Linked DNA regions of Homo sapiens: region 1 is linked to region 2. Evidence: chromatin loops called from intact Hi-C (ENCODE). Cell type or tissue: chondrocyte. All regions are shown on one strand. Each heading gives the region's core, and the rest is flanking DNA. Links, peaks and the distances in the headings are about the cores only.

Region 1 (5,384 bases), core at 187-5,186, 300 kb before region 2:
TTCGCTCTCCTGGGCAGAAAGAGGAGCCTCCACTTCCTCTTTAGATGCAATGTTGCATTCTCCTGAATCATATTGTGTCAAAAGTGTCACATTTTCTACTAAGCTGGTGCTACCACAATCTACATCACTCTCCCCTAGATCTGTGTGAGAGAGATCTAAATCTTGAGGGGAATCCTTCAAGAGTTCCCTACTTTGTGCTGTGATTTGGGATTCTCCAGGTCCGTATGTTTCGTCCTCTTCTCCAAGGTTAAAAATATGCTCATTTTCTCTATTTCTTGGCATAATTAATGGGTCACACTTCACAGGGCTCTCTTTCAAATTATTCTGCAGGCAACAATTTTCATCGTGGATTTCCCTTTGACCATTTACATGTTTTGCTTCCTCTAGTGGAGAAACATCATGTAAAATCATTTTGAAATTTTCATCAGGGTGGGCACTTTGACATGAAAGCAGTGGGATTTTCTGTTCGCTAATGGAATTAACAGAAAAAAATGGTCTGTATTGGTCTGTTACAAGAATATCTTCAGTAGAAGACAAACTTTTAATTCGTGACTGGTCTCCAGTTAAAATGCCCTGTTTTTCTTCCCTCTCTGCTGGAGGGCTACATAAACCAGAGTCATCCTCCTCCGAAGTGAGAGAATTAGTACCCCATCTGCACTTGCTGGCCTTGGTAACAGCATCTGACATATCAGCAGGTTCAACAAAAGAGCTTTCACTTTTGTTTGCATAATCCATAAAATTGGCCGGGACAAACATTCGCCATGACCGTCTATGCTCTTTCTTTTCCGCATGAGATTTGGCTTTAGGTAATCCTGTGGTTCGAATGATATCACTATTTAGTTTGAGTGCATCAAAGATCATCTTTTCATCTAGTTTGTTAGCTTCCCGACCTCTCAGCTCAAATACACTGGAAGAAGTAAGGGCACCATTAGAGCATAAAGAACTAACATCCAGTGTTCTGTGACTGTAGGGTAAAGTTCGATCTGTAAAATGCCTGGAAGATAGACTACCTTTTGAACCAGAGTCTATCTGTTCATTTAGTCTAACAGTATCATAGATTGACCGCTGTGGGACGTAACAGTCTTCGATATTTAGGTCCTCCTCTTCTTCACCCTTCCCTACACATGGGGGATTCTGACGTAAACAGTCTGGTCTGCTGAGTGGCTTCCCCATTTTGCAGATAGTTAAAACAAATATTGCAGCTCTTGACACAGATAAGAAATAAGATAAAGCATCTTCCAAAAAAGTATACTTCTGAACAGAGCTATGGAGTGTCTTTAGCATAAAGACACATGCTCAAATAATATATTTCATAATACATGAGGTGTTTAAGGTCATCAGCAGTGCATCAGTATAAATGCAACTATCCTTTTACCTGGTTGATTTTAGGATGATTCTAAACAATAAAGTGCATCAATAACAGAGAACAAAAATCTCCTTTGTCCACCTTTCCCAGCTCCCAAAGTCCCCGTTCACACACTCCAAAACACAGAAAATAAACAAACACACACTTAACAGTGGCTCAAACACTCAGAACATTCCATTGTCAGTCCATTTCCCTTTTTAGTCTGATATTTCCAGATTAAAATTTCCAAATGAGCAAGCATTTTAACAGCCTGAATGTTAATTTCGGCAGAGCTCTGGTTAACTGTAATCCACTTAAAGATGGCTTGCAGAACTCCACCATTCTGGTAAATAAACCATGCTCCAGAAATTTAAAAGACAAACACAGGGACCTGGTATTGTTCACATCAAGGCACAGAACAAATCTTCAGAGAAAAATAAGTTAAGTCTAACGTTATGAGAAAGTTACATTTTTCTTTTACTTTTTTTTTTTGGAGGGGGGAGTAGCTATAAATAAACTTGATTGAAAAGGCAGGTTTTCTTCCTGTTTTAAGCTTCTTCAATGCTATTCAGAACTACTCAAAGGAAGAAAGAAAAAAACACCAGACTTTTAGACACCCAGGGCAGTACAATCCAGCAACCGTTTAAAGTAAACAGAAAGCATGGTGTACTACTAAGCTTCTTTAAAAAAAAAAAAAAAAAAAAAAAAAAAGCCATTTCCAAAGATTCTTATCTGGTCCTCCTTAGGAAGGCTTATTCCACCTGAGGCAATTGCAGCAACGAAGAGCTCCGCGGCTTCCTCTAAGGCACAGGCAGCGTAATTCACATTGAGCAGAAAACCCAGGGACTACATTAGCCTTTGAAACTGAACCAAGTTCTGTGGCCGCGGTATGGCCTTCATTTCAGCTGGGGCTAGAGAGAGACGGTGGCGGTGGAGGCAGCAGAAAGAACTCCGGAAGGGAGCTCCGGGGCTGTCCGCGGCTCCTCAGGGCAGCACGGTGCCGGGCAGGCATGCTCTCCAGCCAGGGCGCTTGCAGCAACGCCCTCTCTCTTCAGGCACCATCTGCTGCGTCTCTGGGCCTGCCGGGCGTTCCGGAGCCGCAGCTCTCTACCACTTCGGTGCTACGCCCTCCCGTGACTTAACTTCGCAGTCATCTTTCGCTTCTTCCCGGGAGTCGGCGAGCGGTTTCAGTGGGAGGTACCTCGAAGCCGAGAGGCTGCAATGTAACAGCTTGTGGTGACATCAGCGCAAAGCAGGCCGAGTCCGGCCACTGGGGAGAGGGACAGCTCAGGTTCAAACACCGCGGAAACCCCGCCGACTACTTCAAAATGGGAGGGGATCCGTAGGGCTTGCGGAGGCAGAACCTGGCACCGGGAGATCCGCGAAGAAATTATTTTGTGAAGGTCCAGAGACCGCACTCATTTGAATACTAAATGGGAAAAGGGGGGCTACATAGGTCCCTATCCTTCAGTTGAAACCGCACTTTTACACTGAAGAATCTGATGCTTCAGCAGTATCTGCGATGCAAAGTGCAGATCACTTTGAAGTCGAGAGTGTTTTGCCGTTCCCTTTTGAAGCCCAAGTTCAAATCTAACTGTTCTCCAGAGTAAAGTATTCCTACCAGTGAGGGGCTCTCAGCACTGCTGACATGAATATTAGTAGTTACTAATAACCATACAGTACTCTTGAGGTTAACACAAGGCCCAAGAGTGGTACTCACTGACTCCAGATATTTAATAAACAAAATCACCTCCACAGATTTTTATCTACTGAACACCCTTCTAAAAATACTGTTTGAAAATAAATTCAGCAAGCCAACTCTTAGTCTTTGTAGGAAATTTAATAGTTTTATTTAAATAAAATCTAAACATTCTCTATTTTACAAAATAAGAAACATCGTCAGAGTGTCAGTTACAAATGAAGCGGTCTTTCTTCAATCTCATAAAATAATCATTTGAACATGAACAAAACTGTGCTAACTCCAAATGAAGAAGGCAGTTCTAGTAAAAACAACTTTATACTTTCTTTGTTAATTTTACAGAAAAGATGTGGGAGGAAACTTTTGTGCCTTTAATGAGAAAACGTTATCTCAATATTCATTCGATAAATCTAAGAGTTGAATCTTTTTTAAAAAAATCTTTTCATAATGAAAACTCTATCGGTAACTCATCCATTCAACAATTATTAGATTATTAGATGCAACTCAGTATGTGGCCATCATTAAGTTGACTAGATATATGACTATCTATAAAGAAAAAGAGATTTAAAAATATCCATCCACATCACAATATCAATGCCAATTTTTCATGTTCAAGACGTGAAATATTTCAACAAGCACCTGATTCTGTGGTGTTCAAGCACACAGGCTGTAATAAGGCACTGATAAGAGAAAGAAAAATGGTCTCATACTTACCACGCTTGAACAGTGGATTGGGCACTAGACTGGGAAATAGTAGAGGCCAAGAGTCTTACTCCCAGCTGCCGCTCTCTTGATATGTAAGCTTAGAAAACTACTTATTCATGGCAATATGAATAATAAAGTTTCCTTGAGATCTCTGAGTGCCTTTCTCTAAACACTCTAAGATCCTTACAGAACTTTTCATAATAAAGAATGGCTCTAATTCAGTTCACCTTAGACTCTAACTCTGAATCATTAGCACAATATTATTCTAGGCTTATGAAAAGCTAAGAGGAGCAACATATAACCTCACATTTGAGGTGGGTAGTACATTTTTAAAACTGCACAAATAATTCATTCATAAATTAAATGATTCAAAAAAATAGCACTCACTGTCTGCCAAACAACATGTAAGCACTGGAAAAATGATGTTGTAAAGACATAGCCACCACTGTCCTTACACCACTTACACTAGAATGGGAATGTGAATGAGAAAATGGCCATGACACAGTTCGGAAGTAAACAGTGCTATGGGAAAATATTCCCTAGTTAATTGAGTTCAAGTATACACCACTTATTTAATAACTAAATTCCTTTTTTATTGAACTGATTTTTATATTGATTCACATTAAGATTTGTGCTATTAAAATTTGTCACAATAATTTACATATATCTTTGTTACTTGAAATCACATTCCAAAGTCTTACCTGGATGACATGTAAGAGCTCATATATAGAGCAGAACCGGACTGGTTTATTTTTCCCCAAAAATTTGGTTTAGACAGCTACTATAAATGTTATAGCCTCTAATGTTAATAAAATCAAGATATATTAAACCATGTTAAATATTAATCATGATATCTAGATCCATCACATTTTCTTTTTTTCTGAGACAGGGTCTTGCTCTGTCACCCAGGCTGAAATGCAGTGGCATGATCACAGCTCACTGCAGCCTTGACCTCTCGGGCTCATGTGATCCTCCTGTCTCAGCCTCCCAAGTACAGATGCGCACCACTACACCTGGCTAATTTTAAAAATTTTTTGTGGAGATGGGGTCTCACTCTGTTGCCCAGGATGGTTTTGAACACCTGGGCTCAAGCAGTCCTCCTGCCTCAGTCTCCCAAAGTGCTGGGATTACAGGCATGACCCACTGTGCCCAGCCCCCTCACATTTTCACAATGAGAGAAATACATAATAAGGTACGTAAAGTTTTCCTGAAAAATAGCCAACACTATTATTTCATAATACAGAAATCATAATGCTGTTTTCAAAATGTAGCTTTACTTACTTTTTGTAGCCTACTAGATATAATCCAGCTAAACTATCTACTAAAGCAGATGATTTCAGAAAAGTACACAACTACTAATTGAATTATAAGCAAAACAGTAATATTTTCTCATTTTATATTCCTAAAGTTTAATTAAATCTTTTAAAAGGAAAGTCCCTGAAAAGTCTTCCCACTAAGTGCAACAATGTACATCATAGAAAAGTTTTATCATTCACATTTATGATTATTATTTACACATTATTTACTCATAGAAAAGAGCAATTTTATCAGCTGAAACATGGAGGTTTTAGGGTTGAAGGATTGGAGGTATTAAGTTCAATGTGCAGTAAGTGAAAAATGTCTATGTAAGTAAAC
Region 2 (5,384 bases), core at 259-5,258:
AACTCTGTCAGAAATAAAATCAAAATGACTTCCCTTTAAGTTTAAATGAGAACATAAAATGTTTTGAACAATGCATGATTTCAGAAAGTGAGCAACCGTACTCTGAACGTTTAGTGAACTGACACTCCCTATTCAAAGCCTACAATTCTTTTCTGATTAGATCAGTCCCCACAGCAAGTCACCAGGATAATAAGCAGTGTAGTGAAGTCATCATACTGGATACTGATGGGAAATCATAACTGGCTTCAAAACACATCGGGAAACAATGAGTTTTCCAGGTCTCCAGCTTTTCATGGAATACACTGCCCAATACTCTTACTTTCCTTTCCATGACTAAATGAAACATAGCACAGCTATAAAGCCCAAGTACAAATTGATGAACTAAGCATTTTAAAAACCTTAAGTAAAAATGAGGAAAACTCCCATCATTTTTTCAGTGACGTCTGAACAATATGTTTGAAAATGTATCTGTTTAAGGGCAATACTGATTGTTGTACACTGGCCTTCAGATCTTTAATTTCCTTTTATTTCCAAAGGCAAAGACAAGCTTTTAAACAATGCCTACTTCTTTTAGACAAAGTCAAATAAGCACTCGTTTTCAGTCACCTGAAATCACCCACGTGTCACTTAAGTAAAACTTCATGTGACAAAAATTCATTCAGCTATAATTTTTTTCAAAAGTATAAAATGTATCTACTTTAGAACTTTCAGATTTTTTTATTTCTGACTGTATAGAGCACAGATGTATTTCTTCAATAAGGTTTGTTGGTCTATATTGCAATATTTCTCCTTTTCAAAGCTCTGGAAACAACTAATTACAAACCTTACTTTAAAATGGAGTGATGCAGGTAAACATGAGTATATTACCCACCCACCCACATACACACACACACACACACAAATGTCACAAATGTGCTTTAGCCTAAAATATCACTGCACTTGCTCAGTGGCAGTATTATACACAATAAGAGTCTTGGCACAAAGGAATTCTCATTGTACTGTTTACAAAATTCTACAAGGATTGCAAGAATTTCGGTTATAAAACATATCCTACAAAGAGAGAAAACAATTGTGAGTGTATTTGGGCTTTTTGGGGCTTTGGAATTTTATTGTTTAGTTCAATTTTTTTTTATTTCTACTTTCTACTAATAGAAAAACTACATGCATCATTAACCATATAATACCACTGAAATTACTGACATTGAGTTACCAAACCCAAAGCAAATATTCAAAAGATATAAAACCATCTGAATCCTACCTATGAAATGGGTCACTATTCACTATAAATACTTTAAACCTCTGTGAGCTGCTCTTGAGTTCGGAGTGTTTTGGGAGCCACAATAAAAAGATGGTATACACACACTTAAAAATACATTTCCAGACACAAAAACACTTAAAAAATGGACAGCTGCAATTTGTATTTCATCATTATATTCAACTATGAAGTCCAAGTAAACATTATACTAAAACATAAATATCAGATTGGCATAGAATTTCCTGAACATAAAGGATGGGCAGAAAAAAATCTCAAAATACATTCTTTACATTTAAATTTACAACAAACTCACTAAAGTCTTTTATCCATCACGCTATAAAATAATTTTTACAATATATCAGAGTAAGTATATAGTCACAAACTTTATCAAATAAGAAAGATCATTTTAAGGAAAATGATCTAGTGATGCTGAACCTTTTCTACAGGGCTAACCAATACCCTAGCCAAGCAGCAGCAGCAATGCCTTAGTAATCCCATAGAGAATAATCGGTATCCACCCTCCCAGGAAGAATTATGATTACGCGTAGTGCTTAAGAGCTTTTACAAGGGAGAGAAAACGCAATGTGCTTCTTGGAAACAACCCCCTTCCCCCCTCTCTACCGCTCATCTAAGGGCGTCTCCGGACTGTCGCCCACCCCACCATCCTCCCTGCGCTGGGGGTACTAAATCCCGTGCAAAAAGACCTGGTCCATTCCCAAGACTGGTCCAGACACCTGTTTACTCGTGCCCAAGGAGTGGTGGCTCTGATTAAGGAAAGGCAGCGGTTGCCTCTCTGATCAGTGCCAAGCTCCGCAGCCCCAGGGCAGGGACCACATACCTTTGTACCTCTCCAGGACATCCTCGTAGGCCTGGAGATACTCCTGCTCCTCCACGTACAGGTAAGCAGCAGGGGAGAGGTAACCCGCCATGCCGAAGTTTATCTAAGCGATGACTGACAAATTCCCCTCTCCCCCTCGTAACCCCCGGACAGTATCGCAGTCAGCAAGACACAGCCTTGGGAACTGGAAAAGAGGAAGGAGCAGCACGCTGGGGAGAAGCACGGAAGCCGAAGACGCAGAGCGGGGGCGCAGGGGGCTGCCGGCGCCAGGGCCGGCAAAGGAAACGCCCAGGCCTCCGGGCAGGCCGATGGTGGGCCGCCCGGCTCCGGGAGCCCGAGTCCCTCTCGGGTTTCAGCAGCGGCAAATCTCAGCGAGCCCAGGGGCGGCGACGAGCAGCGCCACGCCAAGCGGAGGAGCGGGGCGTGCGGCGAGGGCGGGCGGGGGCCGGCGGGCGCCCGGACCCTCTGCGGCCGCGCTGACCGCTCTGCTGGCCCTGCACGAGGCGCGTGCTTCGGGCCGGGCCGAGGCCGCGGCAGCGGTGCGGGAGGACCGGCGCGCTGCCTTCACCGGGGATGCTGCGCGGCGCATCTGCGGCATTTCCTGGCCGCCGCGCCGCAGACACTCGCCCGCGCCGGGGAGAGAGGGAGGGAGGAGGGTGGAGGGTGGAGGGTGGAGAGTGGAGGGTGGAGGGTGGAGGGTGGAGGGCGGAGGGCGGAAGGGAGGGGGCGAGCGCGGCGGTCAGCGCCCCGGCTGGCTCAGCTCCGGCCCCGGCGCCTCTCGGCCCCTCCCTCCCAGGCAGAGCCACGCGCCCCAGGCCCCCTCCCCAGGCCCGCCCACCCTGGTGGACCGTGCGGCCAAGCACGCCCACCCCCGGACACTGGCTGCCCGGTCCCGGATCCCCAAGGGCGACGTTTCTATTTGGGATCCACAACAGGTGCCTGAGAAACAAAGCCGCAGATCGCTCCACCGCTGTGCGCAGCCCCCTGCTGAGGGGCCAGCGGCTCTCCCTGGGTAAGGGATGATCGGGGGGAGGGTTGGAAATACTTTCTTCCACCCATCTTTTTGGCGTGGGAGGATTCAGGTCACTCTGTGACAGCACAGGGCAAGGAGGGCACGGGGGTCCGCGTCTAGGGGACATCCCGGGGACAGGGTGAGGAGGCCTCTGCAGGTGGCCCCGCGCATCAGCGCCTGACAGCCGGGCCGCGCCTGCGCCTGAGCTCCCGGCCGCCGCGAGGCTGCCGAGTACCAGCCTGCGGTCCCTCCCTTCTGCCCCCCAGAGCCCACAGGCGCATCTGCTGCTGGGCTCCGCGGCGGGCCTATAGGTTCACAACTGCCCCATATTTATCACCTCCCTCCTGCTCTCTCCTTATTATTCATTCTACATAGTACTAGTATCCATTAAACTGAGTAAAATGGATACAGTTCCCTTAAATTAGATATATGTGTATCATATACTAAAGTGGGTGAGTTTAAGCGTCCATTGGAGGAACCAACTGATACCCAGGCATGTAAATGGATGTGTTTAAGAGTAATGACTGGCCGGGCGCGGTGTCTCACGCCTGTAATCCCAGCACTTTGGGAGGCCGAGGCGGGTGGATCACGAGGTCAGGAGTTCAAGACCAGCCTGGCCAAAATGGTGAAATCCCGTCTCTACTAAAAATACAAAATTTAGCCGGGCGTGGTGGCGGGTACCTATAATCCCAGCTACTCGGGAGGTTGAGGCAGAGAACTGCTTGAACCCGGGAGGTGGAGGTTGCAGTGAGCCGAGATCACGCCACCGTATTCCAGCCTGGGCGACAGAGCAAGACTCCGTCTCAAAAAAAAAAAAAACAGTGAAGTCAGGCTGCTGTACATAGAATCTTCACTCCTTACTGTGTCACATGGGCAAGTTACTTATCCTCTCTGAGACTCTCTTCATCAGTAAAACAGCGATAGTAGTGCCTAACTCATAAAGTTGTATAGTAAATGAAGTTTAGAATAATGTCTGGTGTTATATAAGGATTAGCTGCTGCACCTACTACTTTATTTAGGAGGTGGGGTCTCACTCTGTCATCCAGGCTGGAGTACAGTGACAGGATGATACCTCATTGCTACTGCTATTATTAGATAAATCAGCTGATTGTTGACAGTCTGACCTATGTCAACTTCACGTCTTGTCTAAATCTTCCTTCCCTATTTCCTCCTTTCACATATACTGACCTTTTGCCCTCCATGATTTTTTATTTCTTTGTTAGCGTTGGGTGTTGTGAACTATGGACCATTTTCCATTAATGCTTAGATAGGGATGAGTTCCTCTTGAAAGAAAAAATTGTGTACTCGTGGGAAAAAAAAACTGACTTGAGATAGAACTGGAGCACTCCTCAGCAATTGGCCTACTTCTGTTACTCCAAACAAAGCAAGACCACATCTCTTTTTTCTATCCTGACCACTGGTTTATAATCTGAGTTTGAACCACTGTCCCAGTAAGTCTTTAAGGTTACTAGAGTTTTCTTACAGCTCGATATGCATTTGTATGCACATTAGTTCATAAAGTAACAACCAGGCATCATATGGGACACCTTCTTGAAATAAAAGGGTTAGCAATTAAGTCCCTGAAAGTCATTCATTTACAGACCACACATGTATAGACATAGGTCTCTCAAAAATGTCTCCTTTACAATGAGTAAGGTCATTGAAGGCACGTCTGAGCCTTCATCAGAGACTGACACCCAGTAGCACCCAGTTTTATGAATATAGTCAGCACACAGTAATTTTAATCATCCATTTAAGGAACCAGTCAAAATGAGCAGAAGCAACATTTGGGATTGTTTTTAAAAACAGCCTTTACCCCATGCATTCTTGGAAGGGTAACATTGGGTCAATATGCTAATAATAATAGTGTATTCCATAGAGAAGAGGCAAAAGCGTAGCAGTAAATAGCTTGGACTTTGGAGTAAAGACTGCCTGAATTCAGATCCTAGCTCTACTACTTCTTGACACTACAACCTTGGCAAAGTTTTTCTTCCTTTCTCAGCAGATTCTGAACTGAAAATGGAGAAAATCATAGTACCTACTTCATGGGGTTCTTGGGAGGTCTAAATAGGATACCATATTAAGTGCTTAGAAGAACATCTGGCCATGGGTAAGCTATCATTTATAAAGCATTTGATGTGCCAAGGAGGTAGCAGAATTGTTTGCATTCACTATTATATTTAATCACCACAACCATGACCCTTTGATAAGGAAACTGAGGCTAAGATAAGTTTGGTAAATTGTCCAAGTAAACACAACTAGTCATGGACAGAGAAGGA

Evidence for each region. A loop is a pair of places that touch in the nucleus more often than their neighbours do. Peaks named below come from ENCODE experiments on the same cell type or tissue, not always from the same donor. Only the 100,000 strongest peaks of a DNase experiment are listed, where the experiment ranks them.
Region 1: a loop joins it to region 2, with 3 times the contacts of the local background. A loop is called at or near these places in 3 of 110 quality-filtered maps.

The regions. Positions count from the first base shown.
Region 1 is chr6:56,540,400-56,545,783 of GRCh38, forward strand. The region is part of intron 61 of DST (dystonin); the gene reads right to left. Among named protein-coding and RNA genes, the nearest start is that of COL21A1, 300 kb to the left of the region's middle. RefSeq lists enhancers at 1,792-2,557, 2,262-2,681. In chondrocyte, for the core only: a CTCF peak has its summit at 2,408; a DNase peak (open chromatin) is centred at 2,412.
Region 2 is chr6:56,840,962-56,846,345 of GRCh38, forward strand. The region is part of intron 4 of DST (dystonin); the gene reads right to left. DST-AS1 (DST antisense RNA 1) reads left to right here and starts at 3,025. Exons shown (of 4, transcript NR_125866.1): 1 at 3,025-3,105. RefSeq lists enhancers at 1,598-2,466, 2,467-3,334 and silencers at 2,418-2,677, 2,768-2,967, 3,308-3,447. In chondrocyte, for the core only: CTCF peaks have their summits at 3,377 and 3,576; DNase peaks (open chromatin) are centred at 2,408 and 3,300.